Regions from separate parts of the Mus musculus genome. Here region 1 is linked to region 2. Evidence: chromatin loops called from intact Hi-C (ENCODE). Cell type or tissue: left cerebral cortex. All regions are shown on one strand. Links, peaks and the distances in the headings refer to the core of each region. The heading gives the core; the rest is flanking DNA.

What was found. Hi-C counts contacts between places; a loop is a spot of excess contacts. Peaks named below come from ENCODE experiments on the same cell type or tissue, not always from the same donor. Only the 100,000 strongest peaks of a DNase experiment are listed, where the experiment ranks them.
Region 1: a loop joins it to region 2, with 8 times the contacts of the local background. A loop is called at or near these places in 12 of 42 quality-filtered maps.

The regions. Positions count from the first base shown.
Region 1 is chr15:45,152,260-45,160,604 of GRCm38, forward strand. It overlaps LOC115488575 (a small nuclear RNA gene), which reads left to right and starts at 5,975; the gene lies at 5,975-6,170. In left cerebral cortex, for the core only: a CTCF peak has its summit at 3,215; DNase peaks (open chromatin) are centred at 3,211 and 5,151.
Region 2 is chr15:44,831,871-44,840,215 of GRCm38, forward strand. It overlaps Gm33852 (a long non-coding RNA gene), which reads right to left and starts at 5,264. Exons shown (of 3, transcript XR_875330.2): 1 at 5,073-5,264; 2 at 4,148-4,219. In left cerebral cortex, for the core only: CTCF peaks have their summits at 1,106 (motif pointing right) and 4,515 (motif pointing right); DNase peaks (open chromatin) are centred at 925, 1,101 and 4,675; H3K4me3 peaks cover 576 bases; H3K27ac peaks cover 792 bases.

The sequences.
Region 1 (8,345 bases), core at 205-8,204, 320 kb after region 2:
CTAGTCTGGGCCTTGACTGGAGCACAGGAAGGCCTTCCATTGGGAGATTAGAAACAGCTCATTAGAGGAAAGCCTATCCCATCGTCCAAGCGCAGCTGACCTTGATAAACAGAGACAGTCTATGGTTTTAGAGCTTTATTGTAGAAAGGCAGAGAGAAAAAGAAAAGGTAAAGGAGGGAGGGAGGGAGAGAGGGAGGGAGAGAGAGAGAGAGAGAGAGAGAGAGAGAGAGAGAGAGAGAGAGAGAGAGAGAGACTGGCCATGGCCAAGAGGAGAGAAGGGGGAAACAAGAGAGGGAGAGAAGAGAGTGAGAGGAGAACAAGAGAGCGAGGTTAGAGGAGAGTAAGGGGAGTAAGAGAGTGAGGTGGGACTAAGCAGCCCCTCTTATTGTGGGCTGTTATCTTTACTCTTGCTAGGTAACTAGGGAGGAGTATAGTCTGAAGGTCAGAAGCTTGGGACATTGTCTATGTGACTACTAGCCACACTTCTCCTGTGGGGGCTGTGCAGGCAGTAACTTCGACAGGAGCCAGAGTTTCAGGAGACATGAGGGAATGCCTACACTATGTAGGTGAATTATCACCACTCCGGGGTTCAGACCTCAGCTTGACTGGAGATCAGCCTGTCTGTGCATAGCCCAATGCCCCACAAATTTATGTGACAGTTCACACTGATTTTTGAAGAGCAAACTGATCTCACATTAGTGAACTGATGTTCAGTTTTTATGGTGGATTTTTCCTTTATTTACTTTATTCTATCTATTTAGATCTGGTCTACTTCACTTCCTTTGTGCCAAGTTCTGTTGCACTTAACACAAGCCAAGTTCCAATTGGGGTTTCCCTCCATGCATCATCATTTGGAAATACTAATGATCATAAACTGAGCTGTGACTTATTTGTTTCCATTTTTCATGAATCACATATAAGAAGGATGCAAAATGTTTTAGAGAATAGAAATCTTCTAAATGTCTATTGTTGGTGACAATGAGAACTGAAATATTTTAAAGTGGTCCAAAGATCGTTAAGTGTGTTTCATGAAAAACTGCACTGTTTACAGGATGTCATACTGAGTTATTCGATTATATGGGGCTTGTGTTTTCCCATTTTCTTTGAACTTTATTTCAACTCTGCAAATTGCTATTAAACTAACAGTAAAACAAATCTAATTTATGGAACTGTATGTTTGTCAAGTGGAAAGTCATTGAATGTGTTTCTGTAAATATTTACCAGTTTTGCACTTAGTAGCAAATTTTTTTGTGTGTGTGTGTCTTGTGTCTGTGTTTTGTGTGTCTATGTATATGTGGGGTATGTGTGAGTGTATGTGTCTGTGTGGTGTTTGTGTGTATGTATGGTATGTGTGTGCATGGTGTGTGTGTATGTGTGTATGTGTGTTTGTGTGTGTGTATTGTGGCATTTGTTTGTGTCTATGTATGTGTGGTATTTGTGTGTGAGTGTGTTTGTGTCTGTGTATTATAGTGTTTGTGTATGAGTATGTATGTGACTGTGCATGTGTGTAGTTTTTAAGTATAACATTTTTCCAGGTTATGATTATCTCACATATTACTTTGTGAATTAAGCAAAATTTTTGACAAATGTTCATTTTATAATTTGACAAAATGGAAATAGAATTCAAAACACATCAGATTGAACATTTTGAATGTCTTTATTTCATTTTATGTAGACTATAGCCTGATAAATTGAAATCATTAACTGTCAAGAAATTTCTGGAACATAAATAGTTAAAAATTAGCCTCGCCATCTCCCGGATTTCTGAGCACAGGAGAGCAACATTGTCACACTCAACACTGCTTATTCAACATTCCCCTTTAATCTTTATAAATTTATTGTTGATTTTCTCTTCATCATTACCATCATCCATTCCTTCTGTGTTGGAAAGATTCAGAAATCTCTTTTAGGTTATGTAAGTGCAAATTTTGATCTTATCGTTTCTTCAAAACATGGAGATTGACAACACTCAAAGTAAAATTATATCATCGCAACAACAATTACAAATGTCTTGTTTTCCAGTACTGGTAGAATGGGTCAGGAGGAAAAGGCATGCACTGTTCCAGAACCTACATAACAGAGGTAAAAGCATGTACTGTCTATATAGCAGGATGGAAAAGCCAACCTCTGCAAGATGTCCTCTGACAGATTATGGTGTTTGGAATGAGAATGGCCCCTGCAGGTTCATATATTTAAAAGCTTTGTCCCTTGTTAGTGGAATTGTTTGGGAAAGATTAGGTTTGTGCTCTTTTTGGAGGAGTTGTGTCACTGGGTTTGGACGTTGAGGTTTCAAATGTCCAATCCAGGCCACTGTATCCTCATCCCTTCTCTGTTTTCACCTGGGGAATAAGATAAAATAGTACCCCAGTACCATACCTACTTGCTACCATTCTGCCTGCAAATGATTGTCAATGACTCTGCCTCTGAAACTAGGAAGAAACCCTCAATTCAATGCTTGTTTCTTTTTTCAAGTGATGGTATGGTTCTATTTTTTAGAAAAAAGAAAAGTAACTAAGCCAGAGACACATGCTCATAAAAAGTGTGCATGAACATACATCCACATGAAAACATACATGCACACACAGCCATTTAAAAATTCTGTAATCAATGTATTCTCTCATGAATATTCTTCTATTAGTTCACTAAATCTTCATAGCAACTAAAGTGCACTTCTTTATGGGTGCTTTGTAAGCAAGGAGTCTACTATGATACCGAACTTATGGGCAACCTCTCACTACTCCTTTGTATGCTATTATGTTTCTTGAATACTTACCTTCATTTTGTTCAGTCTTATTAAGGTATAAATTAGATTTATCTGTATATCTCTACAGTATTTAATGTGCTTGTTTGTATATCAACAGATTGCGTACATATGGATTTCCTTTTGAGACATTTGAGTCTTCAGTACGGTTTGCATACATATCCTATTCTAGGAAGTACCTTTATACTTCACCAGAGGGTTTTTTTCCTATTAATACAATAGGGAATTCAACTTAATACTTAGTGAAAATATTATAAAATGAAGATTATAAAGTATTTTGCCTTTCTAGATTATCATGAACAATTTCTGTATATATTATAAAACAGTTTAAGTAATATGTTACCTATTTGAAAATTTCTATGTGATAAAAACTAAGTGTTTCCTTTTACAAGTGGCATTGCTCACGAAAATAAATTATTTTAGATATACACTCTCTGCAGTGTGTTAGCCCCATCTAGTGAATGATTAATGAATTCTCAAATCCAATATCATATGAACATTTTTTAAGCTACCATGGGAGATTAATTGTGACATTAGTCTGTAAAATGTTTAGATGACTTTATAGAATAGATTCATTTTATGAAATGAATAATGTGAAGAGTTGTAATTACTTCCTCAAACCTATCCCTTTTTATTTTTATAAAACATGTGCCTGTGTATAATTTAAATTGACATAGAATTCTATAAAGCTGGATGCAGAAATCAGAATTCCCCTGTAACTCCTTGTCTCCATTTCCCTTTCAAGAAGTCCATTACATTTACCAAGAAGGTATATTGTTACATCTGCCTTCAGGTCATGCCTGTTTTGGCTTTGAGTATTCTAGGCTGGGACATCTTTCTTTCTTCCTGATGATGTCTGTTGTGTATGAGAGATGCTCTTGGATAACTTAACTGTCGTTCTCACTTCTATCCTCACTCTAGGAACTGTAATGTTGTTCATTTGCTTCATTTTCTCTTTTTTTTTCCTAAAGGTATTATTTTACTTTTATTCAGGTATATGTGTGTCTGTGTGCATTCATGGCACACACAGTGTGTGCTGCCAGAAGCCAGAGAACATTCATGGGTGTGAACTGTTGAGTTCCACTAGGAAGCTAACATTGGAAATCTGATCCTCTGCAAAAGCAGGCATTGGTTTTACTGGAAGCCATTTCTCTGATTCTATAGATTTTTATGTTTTGGAAATTGATTTATACTCAAAATGTCTTCCTATTAAAGTCAATATTACAGGCACATCAAATATCGAGTTCTTCTTTCTCCAACTTTGACTTTCTCTCTTCTCTGGGACACCACTGCTTCTTTCATTATCATCACCTCAAGAACACTCACCTTTACCCCATAGTGCCTATTTCATTTCCTGTGCATGGTTTACTATTTCTTAGTTTGATAAATTTCAAACCAGAATTTTAAATGTACTTTTGTATGTAGCCATGAAATATACTACACGATTTCAAATACATAAACAAGGAAGATACTAACTTTGTATATTCCATAATGGCTAAACACCCTTTGACCACAGTAGATTTTAGGTTTGGTGGTATCTGTAAAAGAAATAACGGTCCCTTTTTAGTGTGTTTTGGTATCAAAACTCTACAAAAGTCAGCCCTGAAAGCCGAACCTATTTCTATAATTATTTGGCTAGCTCTAATGTGGCTTAAAAGAAATGAAGGTGGATTCTTACTACTATATGGAGCAAAGAACAAGTGTATATACAAGCATGGTTGCATAGAGCATTCTAAATATGGAGTACTTTTGTATAAACACGTGGTGTCACTGTATTAAGTATGGAGCTTCACCAGGGTCTTGTGAAAGGCAATTTTCCTTTCTGGGAAATCCGAGAGCTCCTATTTGTTCTGAAAATTCAGGAGAACTTGACTTAGTGTGCTTGTTCTCATCCATCACACTGGGCATTTTTGTTCTTTCCCTGTGGAAGCCTGTGTTCTTATTTGTTGGAATAAGATCCACTGATGGTTCCAGTGATTGCGTCTTTGTTCCAGCTTCCTCTGTTGTTTTATTTTGAAAGTGCTATTTCTGACTATTGGTGAAACGGTGCACTAACTTAATTTTATCTCTTTTATACAATTCTCCATCTCTTTTCAAAACTAAAAATTAAATTCATATTGTAAACTTTACTTTCTAATGTTTATATGGTTTTAAAAGTTGCCATGGTGATTTAAAATTTTCCACAAATGTTTCTCTTTAATTATCTTAAAGTGGTATTTTAGACTAATTTGTTCTGATTTTGCTGCAGCAGCATATTTTATTCCATATGCATAGCCACTGCACTAGGCCTTTATTTAGGCATCAACAGAAGCTTTCCTCAAGTGTGTGATTTCTAATGGCTGCTCGTTGGTAACTGTGGGGGAGCTTCAGGGTGATGATGAATTTGCTGAGTCTTGCTGAGGTTTTACCTCGGTGAGCTTCAATATGGGAGGCTGTTCATAGCCAGACTTTTACAATTCTCAGAGTCAAAGCTGTTTCTTTAAGAGGCAAAAGTTACAAATAGGAAATCCAGGACACACTGTAGAAGGAACGCTAGTGGCTGCCTCCACATAAAACAATCGGGCAGCACAGCAGTGGAGGTAACTTCCACATGAAAAGCTAATTGAAGATTGGCTGTGAGCTTAAAGATTGGTAACACAGCCAATCAGGAACTGCTTCTTGGAAGACATGCTTACTTGGGACCAATGGGATGCAGGTGGACAGTATAAAGGGTGCCCCTGAGGTTTAACAAATAAGCTTGCAGAAATGTTCTACCCTGCTCCAGAGTGTGAGCTATTGATTCCAAGCTGTGGTCAGAAGTTCAAAACAGCATCTGGTGCCCAATGTGGTCTATGAAATACTATATTATCCTCATTTTGTGGCTTGTGAACCTTTTCTGGGGGTTCATTTTTGCCTGTTGACACAAGGACTGTGCCTGTAGTTCGACCTGATCTGCTCTTCTTCTCCTCCTGGCACTGCTGTTGTGCCCCCTTCGGTTATTTGTTTAATGAGTTGGCCCCTTAGTGTTTTATGTTGTGGGTTCTGCAAAGGTGAACATGCAGACCTCTTTTCTGTCTCCTCCTCCTCCTCCTCCTCCTCCTCCTCCTCCTCCTCCTCCTCCTCCTTCTTCTTCTTCTTCTTCTTCTTCTTCTTTTTTTTTTTTTTTCTTTTGTCTGTTGGTCCTGGTGACTTTCCCTTTCAGGTTCCACTTCAAGGGTAAGTTGCAAGGACATCATCACTTCTCGGCCTTTTGGCTAAGATCAAGTGTAGTTGCAAAGACATCTTTTCTGTTTTCTTTGTCTTTGTCAGATCCTCTCTATGAGCTACTCACATTTACTTTTGGTTTGGATTAGTCCAGGTTCCTAACAGTGTGGCTGGTCTTCCAGGGGGATCTGCTCCCCAACACTTGTCCCTCCTGAGGACTCCATGAAGGCATACAACCTAGGGCCCAAGAGTCCCCTGCTTAGTATGGGACTTTTGACACCTCATCTTTCATATCTATTCAATGTTTGTTTCCTTTGCACTTGTAGTTATGGGTTCCTTCCCCTCCATCATCAAAGAACCCCAGATTAGGCACTGAAAACCCTTCTGGTGACATGTGGTTTCAAGGTTAAAACTTCTGACCTGGACCAATTTTGGGAGGAGGCTATTTTGACCCCTGGATATCTCTGAGAATATGTGGGACACTGACCTTGGGATGCCTGGTCTCTTCCTCAGTCCCAAGTGTGATATATAGTCTTGGATTACTCCTCTTTTGTCCATATCTTCCTTGTAGTCATCAGAAGTCTTAAGAACGAAGCCTTATTTCTAATAGCCAGAAGCTGGAAAGAACCCAGATGCCCCTCAACAGAGGAATGGATACAGAAAATGTGGTACATTTACACAATGGAGTACTACTCAGCTATTAAAAAGAATGAATTTATGAAATTCCTAGGCAAATGGATGGACCAGGAGGGCATCATCCTGAGTGAGGTAACCCAACCACAAAGGAACTCGCACAATATGTACTCACTGATAAGTGGATATTAGCCCAGAAACTTAGCATACCCAAGATATAAGATACAATTTGCTAAACGCATGAAACTCAAGAAGAACGAAGACCAAAGTGTGGACACTTTGCCCCTTCTTAGAAATGGGAACAAAATACCCATGGAAGGAGTTACAGAGACAAAATTTGGAGCTGTGACGAAAGGATGGACCATCTAGTGATTGCCATATCCAGGGATCCATCCCATAATCAGCTTCCAAACACTGACACCATTGCATACACTAGCAAGATTGTGCTGTAAGGACCCAGATATAGCTGTCTCTTATGAGACTATGCCGGGGCCTAGCAAACACAGAAGTGGATAATCACAGTCAGTTATTGGATGGGTCACACGGCCCCCAGTGGAGGAGCTAGAGAAAGTACCCAAGGAGCTAAAGGGAACTGCAACCCTATATGTGGAACAACAATATGAACTAACCAGTACCCGGGAGCTCTTGTCTTTAGCTGCATATGTATCAAAAGATGGCCTAGTCAGCCATCAGTGGAAAGAGAGGCCTTTTGGACTTGCAAACTCTATATGCCCAAGTACAGGGGAATGCCAGGGCCAAAAAGGAAGAGTGGGTGGGTAGGGGATTGGGGCGGTGGGTATGGGGGACTTTTAGGATAGCATTGGAAATGTAAACGAGGAAAATACCTAATTAAAAAAAATCCTAAAAAAAAAAAAAAAAAAAAAAGAAGTCTTAAGAATTCTTCCCTGGAGGAAATGGTGGCTGCCCATAACAAGCACTGTCTGGATCAGGGTAATGAACAGGATGATCTCAGCAGTAAGGAGGAGGATGCCTCTGCTCCAGCCCTCTTGCCATCAGGATCCAAGCCATCCTCTATCCCTGCTGTCCCAGTTCCCTCATTCAAAAGTCCTTCCACTCCTGCTCCACTCCTTTCAGAGGTACCCGTGGCATGATCTAGGGGACTTTGACTTCTGGTGGTTGATCCTGCGATGCCCATCCTTTATAGCCTCTCCCTAGCCTCATCCTCAGGTGTATCATGAGGTTTTCTCTGTCAATCTTGGCTCTGATGCAGCAACTAGACCCTGGATTACCATTGCTCTGGAACACTTGGCACTAATCAGAAAATCTGTCAATGATTCTGGGCCAGATTCCCCCTGTTTTGAACAAGTACTGAACCAATGGGCCATTCACTTCCAGACCTACTATGATTGGTATAATCTCCTTAAGGCAGTGTTCAACTTTGCCCTGTTCCTTAACTGGAGTTCTGCATATTATGACTTGGCTGAGAAACAAGCTAGGATTAACCTGGAATATAATCTTAACATTATTCTTGACATGCTTACTGGCCATGGGGCACAAATTAACCCTGTCACTGAGGCTACTATCAGACTGCATGCTTACATTAACCAAGTGACTGATCTTGCCTTTAAGACCCTTAAGGCCTGTACCCCTTGAGATCCCTCTGCTTACTTTCGCAACCTTGTCCAGCATTCTGGGGAGTCCTTCAGGGACTCCTTGTCCTATATGACTGAGGCTGTGACAAGGCTGGTCGAGATACTGGACTACCAGAGACATGCATATCAAGCAGCTTATATGGGAGGGTCTTAAA
Region 2 (8,345 bases), core at 94-8,093:
GAAGTAGGAAGGGTGGAACAAAGAATATCTTATGTTCTACAACAAACGTCACTAATGATACAACTGTGGAGAAGTAAAAAGGGTGGAACAAAGAATATCTTATGTTCTACAACAAACGTCACTGTGGCATTCTAATGTTAGGATCCATGTTATGGAGACAGATTAAATTGTTTGCAGGTTAGTGTGAATGATTGAATACAAAGAGTTAAAGATCACTTTCTTGTTTCATGGTTTGCCCCTGAGAGTTCAGACCTCTACTATCTGAACAGATTTAATATTTGAGTCATAAAAGCCTACTTCTCAGTATTTCATAAGGATTGTTGTCACATGGAAATGCATATTTTTGTATCTTACTTTGAATTCCAAGGTCATGATTTAGGTGAAGGAAGGAAAGCGATCATTTTGAAGGCATTTTTATTATTATTTAGGTGTCATCTTCTTGGGTTTTGAATTATTCAGACGGATTACATAGATTTTGACATTCCCTTTTTCATGGCGTCTGTGTTTATTTCATTTTTATTTACCTCACTAATTCAGATAGTTCAAAGACTTCCATGAAAGTCGAAGGCTGTCATAGCAGAATAGCCACTTCCAAAGCATCATGATCAACTTAGCCCCAATCCTCACTGCTCAGTGCATGCATTTTTAATGGATTCCCCTTTCCTTGCAGGCTTCTTTTTCATTTCTCCATAACTGAATATGTGTCCAGTCCTGAAAGCTTTATGACCTTGAATAAAACACGTGTTTTGGCTCAAATGAACTTGCCTGAGGAAGTGAGGAATTCCTTGCTATGTGCTGTGAGATGCTGAGACTTGAATGACAGGGTATAGGATGCTCCTCAAACGTTTCTACAAAGGCTTTCAAACAAAGATGAACGGCCGATACTGCCCTCTAGTGTACAATCCCTCCCTTCCAATTTCAGTCCTAGTCTTAGCTCTCTGAAAGGTTATAATTGTGTTTTTAATACACTGCACAACCAGACACTTGTCCTTCACAGCCGTGAGTCTTGCTCATTTGTGCCATTCTGGGAGCAGTTATCTTTAGTCTCTTGCTGGGTAAAAATTGGTCTACAGGGAAATCAAATTGGTTTTACCTGTATATACATGCATGCAGTGTAAAGAAAAGGCCAGAAGAGGGTGCCAGATCACCTGGAACTGGAGTTACAGATGCTTGTAAGCCACCATGCGTGGTACTGAAAAATCTGGGTCCTCTATAAGAGCAATAAGTGCTCTTAACAGAGGCTGAGTCTAGCCTCCAGCTTTTAAACAGGCGATTTGTTCATGTTTGCATTCCCAGGCAAGATACTATTTGTAGACGACACATGCATTGCTAGGATCTGTTCCAGGTCAGACCCTCTCACAGTACTGGGTATGATCACCTTCTGGATGTGTTCCCATCATTCTTGCAGATCTACTTGTCACCATGCTCTGTGGCCAGGAGGCTGATCTAGAGGAGCTGTTTGCTTTCTTTGGGGGTTTGGCCTCAGGCAGCCTCAGTTAGGGAATTTTGTTTATGGAAGAGAGAGAGAAGTGGAAGCAATGATTTTCACACAAAGTGTCCAAAGGCTAGCACACCTCTACTGCAGGTCCCTGCTCTTGTTACCTGGGGCCTGTTCACTTAGGTCCCCTGGTCCCGTGTTTCTAGTTGTGTTTTCTTCCCAACCTTCAGGTTTGAGATTGAAAAGAGTACTTCCTGGTACTATCCCTCACTAGGCAGAGACTAAGTGATAGTCATTCTACCAATAATTCCTTATTAAACTTCCTTCAGATAATTATTCATGTGCTTCCTGTTGGGGATGGTGGTGGGTGGCTCTGATTAATTTTGGCAATAAACATGCTTTCAGAGAACATAATGTTATGCCTTAGTTTTCTTCTAGGAAAAGAACATGGATAATAAACAAACAGACATGCAAAAATAATTGTATAATCATCTTTATAAAAATATTTGATGGAACAAAAGTAGAATGTTGGGTGAGAAGTATGACATTAGATTTGGAAATGGCAGAAGACCATAACTACTGTTCAAGGGATGATGGTCATTGATGAGCCCAATAAAACAAAACTAGTAAAGACATTTAAAACGAAATTTGCCTGCAGTCGTACTGCAGTCAGGGATCCAGGACATGGAAAAGTCATCCAGTTACAGGGTGACTAGCATAACAACATATGCCAGGTCCTGTTGGACCAAAGGACAATCAGCTGAAGGTTCATAGGTTTTAAGTGCTTGTGGTTCATTGAAACTTAAGTGAGGAATTCCTGGCAATAAGTAGAAATTTTCTTCTCTCCATTGCTACAAGTTTAAAAACACAGAGCTTGAATAATGTTCTCATTTCAGGTTCACATTAAACTTGGACTAGTGTAACTCTCATACTGCTAACTGAAAAGAGATGAAACAAAGGGTAATAGTATGCAGGTAGAAAAGTTGCTGGCTGCAAGGTCCTTGGGAAAAACAAATAGTATAGAGGGAGCAGTAGTGGTTGAACACAGGTAGCTCAGAGAGTTGGAACAAGACGGAAGAAAGGCAGAAAAGGACAAATGACATGATGCCCAGCATAGAACTGGGAAGCAGTCCTTGGAGAAATCTGGTTGGTGGTGAAAATATGAACAGAGGACCTTGTTACACAAGCCTACTTTTCCCATCTTACCTATCTGGGGACTCCAGGAAGTCAATAACTGTTTCTTTTATACTAGAAAATACAGATATATCTATATGTGTGAGTTACATTAAAAAGGTTTCCTTGGGATTTTTGAAGATCCAGCTCAACGCTTGTCTGCTTACTTTTCTATTTTTCAAAACATATCCGAACTTTTCTGCTTTTGCTTGCCACTTCTCAACTTTGGGCTTGTCATCCATATGTCTAAACCTGGGTCTATTTTATTACTATTGCAAATTTCTCTTCCAGAAAGCCAGCCATGTGTGTAGCTTATTACTTCTTACACAGAGCTTTCCTTGTATTTTCTTTTCTCCTTTAACACAAAGAAGCATTATTTCTGATTTTAAAGTGCAGACCTCTCACTGCAGGTAGGTGTGCAATTCTTATCCACAGTTAGATTTGTTCCTGATCCTTTACCAACTTCTGCAGTGCACTGTGGTATTCACAGTAAGTAGGAAACAGCAACACAGCACCCTGCCAACAATGCACCCTGCAACACAGCACCCTTCAAGGCAGCACTCTGTAAAACTGCACCCTGCTGCATGGCACCCAGCAAAACTGCACACTGCAACACTGCTTGCTGTAACACTGCATGCTGTAACACCACATGCTGCAACCCTGTACCCTGCACATTGCATGCTGCAAGACAGCACTCTGTAAGACAGCATTTTGCAACACTGTAACCTACAATATTGCACCATATGACATGACCCTTTGCAAGAAAGCACCCTACAACACTACACCCTGTAACACACTACACCTTGCACACTGCATGCTTTCAGACAGGACTCTAAAAGGCAGCACTCAGTGACACAGCATCCTGCAACACATCACACTGCAGCACATCTCCTTGCACCTCTGTACCCTGAAACACAACAGACTACAGCACTTCACCCTGTAACATAGCATCTTGTAACATGGCACCCTATAACATGGCCCCTGTAACATACCTCCTTGCAAAACTGCACTCCTCACCTCCATGGAAAGGTTTCAAAATTACATAGGCATTGCAGTGCATGCCTGCAATCCCAAACACAGAGGACTATAGGCAGGAAAACTGCAAGTTCATAGCAAGACTGAGCTACATAGCAGGACTTTTTGGGTCTGCCTGGAGATCTTTGAGTCAACAAATTCTTCTACCTGTGTACTATTGTCCTTTACTGCCTAGTCAACCATGTCTCAAATGTAACCTTCTCTAAAAATATTTCCCATTTTATTTGTTCTCAATTTTAAAATAAGTTATTTAAAATGAAACTTAAAAAATTGGTACAAATGACTATATGTAATATGTGTGAGGTTATAATATAACTTTTAAAAAAGGGCAGTGCATGTATTTTTGATTTTTAGTTAAAATACTCAGAAACTATAGTTCTATTTTATTGCTTTGTTCAATTGTTTTGCTTTGAGGATACAATTAGCAGTTAAAATGCATATTCAATATTTAGAAAAAACAATTGGTTGACCCAGTAGAATTTTAAATAAGAGATACTTTACCCAGTGAATGATGCTGGCTGAGAGAAATCTATGACTTCTCCAAATTCGTCTTTGTTTTCAAGATATGGCTTCCTGTTGACAATGACAAACATGGATCAGTCACAGACAGAATGGCGCAGGACTTGTTGCAAAGATAAATACTGGATAATACCAGTTGGATTTAATCAGTTTTAAAAACGATACATAAATAGAATTAGAAGCGGTTTTAGTTAAGAATGGCATGAATGGAGGATCCAAGAAATATCAGAGAGGGAAGAGAGGGCTGAACATGATAAAATACATGTGTACGTGTCTGAAAATTTTTAAATAAAAATAATGAAAAAGGTGTTCGATTTAGACCACTCTGATTTAGGCATTACTCTATAGTAACCACTAGATGGCAGAAGTAAACAACAAAAATATACCGTCATCCAGCTGCAGGAAACAAAAACACCCAGAAAACCCCGGGTTTTATTCCTTCCCTCCTTGCCCCTCCCTTCTCCACTTATTATAGGCTCATTTCCTCAGCCTTCCCCTCCATACCCCCCACTGTCCCTGTGTTTACAGATGTAATTTTGAGAAGCCCTACTTGGTTCTGTGAAAATCGGTCACAAGAAGTCATAATGCAGATACTAAAATTGCACAAAGTATTTTCTTGAATTAAAGACGTTTTTCAAAACTCCTTGGTGCCGGAGGTGGGGATCAAGCTTCAGAAGACAGCAGAGCTCAGAAAGACTTAGGCTTCCAGTTCAGGTCTTTAACATGCAGGCTGGGCGGAGTGGTGGTGGGAAGGAGCAGACAGAAGAACATGCTAGAAACCTTAGGGCTTTGTCTACACTGATAAGATATATTTGGCCTCTGATATTATCAAAGCATTGGCTGCATAAGGATCAAAGTTCAGAACTGAAGTTTTTCTTTGAAATAAAGCAAAGCAGAGCAAACTCACCCACCCAAAGACACAGCAAACAAAGCAACCGCACAAGCAAAGCCCAGCAGGGTGTAAGTACAGATGCTGGAGATGGAGATGCTGGCTTTGCTGATCTACTGCACAGGGGAATCAAGGGCTTGACTGACAGCCATGCAATTCAGGACTGTGCTGGGGAGCTTGGCTCGGGCTCTCGATTCTCCCTGGAGTCATCATTCTCCTCAGCAAATCCTCCTCGTTTATTATTAGTTTATTTTATCTATTTTCAAAGACTTCTCCTTCTGAAGACTGGACTCTTGGATTATTAAGTGTAGAATTTGAATTTTGTTCCTGGATGCCCCAGGCACACAAAAGCATAAGTTCCAGGACAGCCAGGGCTATACAGAGAAACCTTGTCTCGACCCCACCCCCCCCCCAAAAAAAAAGAAAACAAAAACAAAAGACTTTATGGAGAGGCCTTATGAAAACTTACTAGATGAAAGCCAATTTAAAGAAATAGATATATATGCATATTATGCATATTATATATATATATACACTATATAATTCTCTCTCTATATATATATGTATATGTGTGTATATATATACACACATATGGTGTTTGAAATATATACACACACACACACACACACACATATATATATTTGTTCATATATATATATATATATATATATGAACAAATAAGAAATCTGGTTTCAGAAGACATGGTCCATTATATGAAAATCTCAGTGTTCGGTAAATGTTAACTCCCTATGAGTTAGAAATGCACAAGAGTCACCCAGATCATGTCAGGCTATGTATTACCATTGCTCTAGTTATTGTGCACCATAACTAGATGATAACACCTATTTCTGAAGACACCATATGCTTTTGTTATGGCACACAAAGAAACCAGTCTTGAACTGACAGGAAAACTCTCCTTACTGTTAACATTCAAAGGTTGGAGGCTGCTGTGCTGGCTGCTAAAGGATAAAAGACATAAATGGTCCCACCCAGGTATGCACCCTGTATGTTATAATACTAACCTGCCAGTCATTATGTATCCACTGCAATAGTGGCAAGACTGCATATAGGAGTAACCAACTACTTATTTGAATTAATTTGAGACCTGTTCCATAGACAGAAATTCATATACTTTAAAGATTGTCAAATCCATGGCTAGGGGATTTAAAGGCTCTAGGGGAGCAACTATTGGTGTTTTTTCTAAGTGGTCTTATAATCATATTGCCTTATAAATATATATGTTTATACCCATTGATTTATGATTGATCATCCTTGATCAGAGAAACCTCTTATGGCAGTGGGTGTGGTTAATGCAGAGATGTATCATCATTCAACGTGCTGAAAATAATTGGCTGAGAGTGCTCATCTGTAAAGATGGTTACTTTTCTTTTGGAGTGTGGCCCCAATAGAGGATCCCAAGCCCTTGCACATATGGGCAGCAACGACTGGACACAGCAAGAAAACATAAATAAATAATAAAAATTATAAAAAGGGGACTTGAAGCTGGGAGGGAAATATGTTGTGGAGTACTGGTGGGATTTGGAGTGAGAGTGAGAAGTGGATTTTATCATATTCATACATGTATATGCATGACAGTGTCAAGGATTAAACATACATGTATACATATGTAAACATTATTATTGTTTATTATGACATTTAAAAGTGAATGCCTAATGATTTTTTTAAAAATCAGTCTTTAGAAAGCTTCTGTAAGGTTAGTCACACTACTCAGGGACACACTGGGAGCTTTACTGTCCAGCTGCCATTTTTTTTAAATCTATAGGTAATTAAGGCATAGAGGAATGGTCACCTCTTTAGCTTTCTCCATCTTTTTCATAATCTTGGTTTCTTTCACAGAAATATAGGCAAATGAGAGAAGAAAAGACATGCTAAGATAACCTAAACCCTGCCAAAACCAAAGGGATTGGGGAAACCCCTTTCCTTGTTGTCACCTATCAATTCTTTTCTCTTGATATTGAAGTTTAACACCAGTCCATGAAAGAAGGCAAAAGGGAGGTGCTGCTTCCAGGTGAAGCAGCTTTTGTGACTATAACCTCACAGAATAAGGACTCTGTGAACTCTGACAAAGTTCAGTGACCTCAGTGCATACATAGCATGTATTTAAACAGATCTTTCAGCTGCCAGGCAGCACATACACAGTGAGTGCAATTGTGCAGCCGAGTTGAGCATCCATGGCTTCCGTTCCTGGAGAGTCCTTCCTTAGTCAGGTGGTAGACCACCCCGCCCCCTGAGCTATGGTTTTCTCATTCATAAAGCAAAACTGATACTATTTGCCAACTGTGTTTTGCTGAGTGTGAACTATCCTGTGAAGTGCCAGGCATACCCAGGCCCATAGTAGAGGCTTAACAAATGGAAATAATTAATTTGGGACAGTGATAGAGGAATAGATTGTGAACTGTGAACTTTAAAAGGCTTTGATTCTTATTCTCCATCCCAGACAGGCTTCAGGACATGTGTGGGCTACCTGCATCTCATCTGCACATGGTGATGATATTATGCTATCCACAGGCTCCTTGACCTGGGACTTACTAATCATACATCTAGTGGTAATTACTACTATTGTTCACCCCTTATGCTATTTATTGAAATCAAAAGACATTTGTATTTGGAATTATGAAAGACTATACAAAAGAACTATTGTTTTGGGCCAAATGTGTTTGGTATATCTTTAATCCTAGGCAGAAGCTGCTAGTTCTCTGTGACTTCAAGACTAGCCTGGTCAACAGAGACAATTTTAGGCTAACCATTACTAGAAAGTGAGACCCTGCTTAAAAACCAACCAACCAAAAAAACCAGTAAAAAGCAATTCTTGCTACAGGGAGTATATAGATTTATTGTCAAGGAAACAAAACAACAAAAAGGAAAGTAAAAATATAGCAGCTAAAAACACTGTTGCTTAAACTTAACAGAAAGTGAGCATCACTACCAAATGTAAGTGAGGTGGTGCATAGTCAATTTGGAGGATTTCAGAAATGAAAGAGTCTCAGGAGCTGCCATTCCTTAGGGTGGTTTTCATGGACAGACTAAGATTGCAGATGTGCAAATGGAGGTGGCCAGACAGTAATTTGCTATGGAAGGACATAATGAGAGAGGAGGCAGTGATGGGACAGGCTGTGATTTTTATGTGATGTGGATAAAGAAGAACTGTCCTCATGAGACGAAGGAATGGAGAGAGTGAACCACATTCAGATCCAGATAGAGTAGCACTCAGCAGTGTAACATGAAAGCTGCTGCAAAGGCCTGACTTAGGCTCTTGCTTGTCATGTTAAG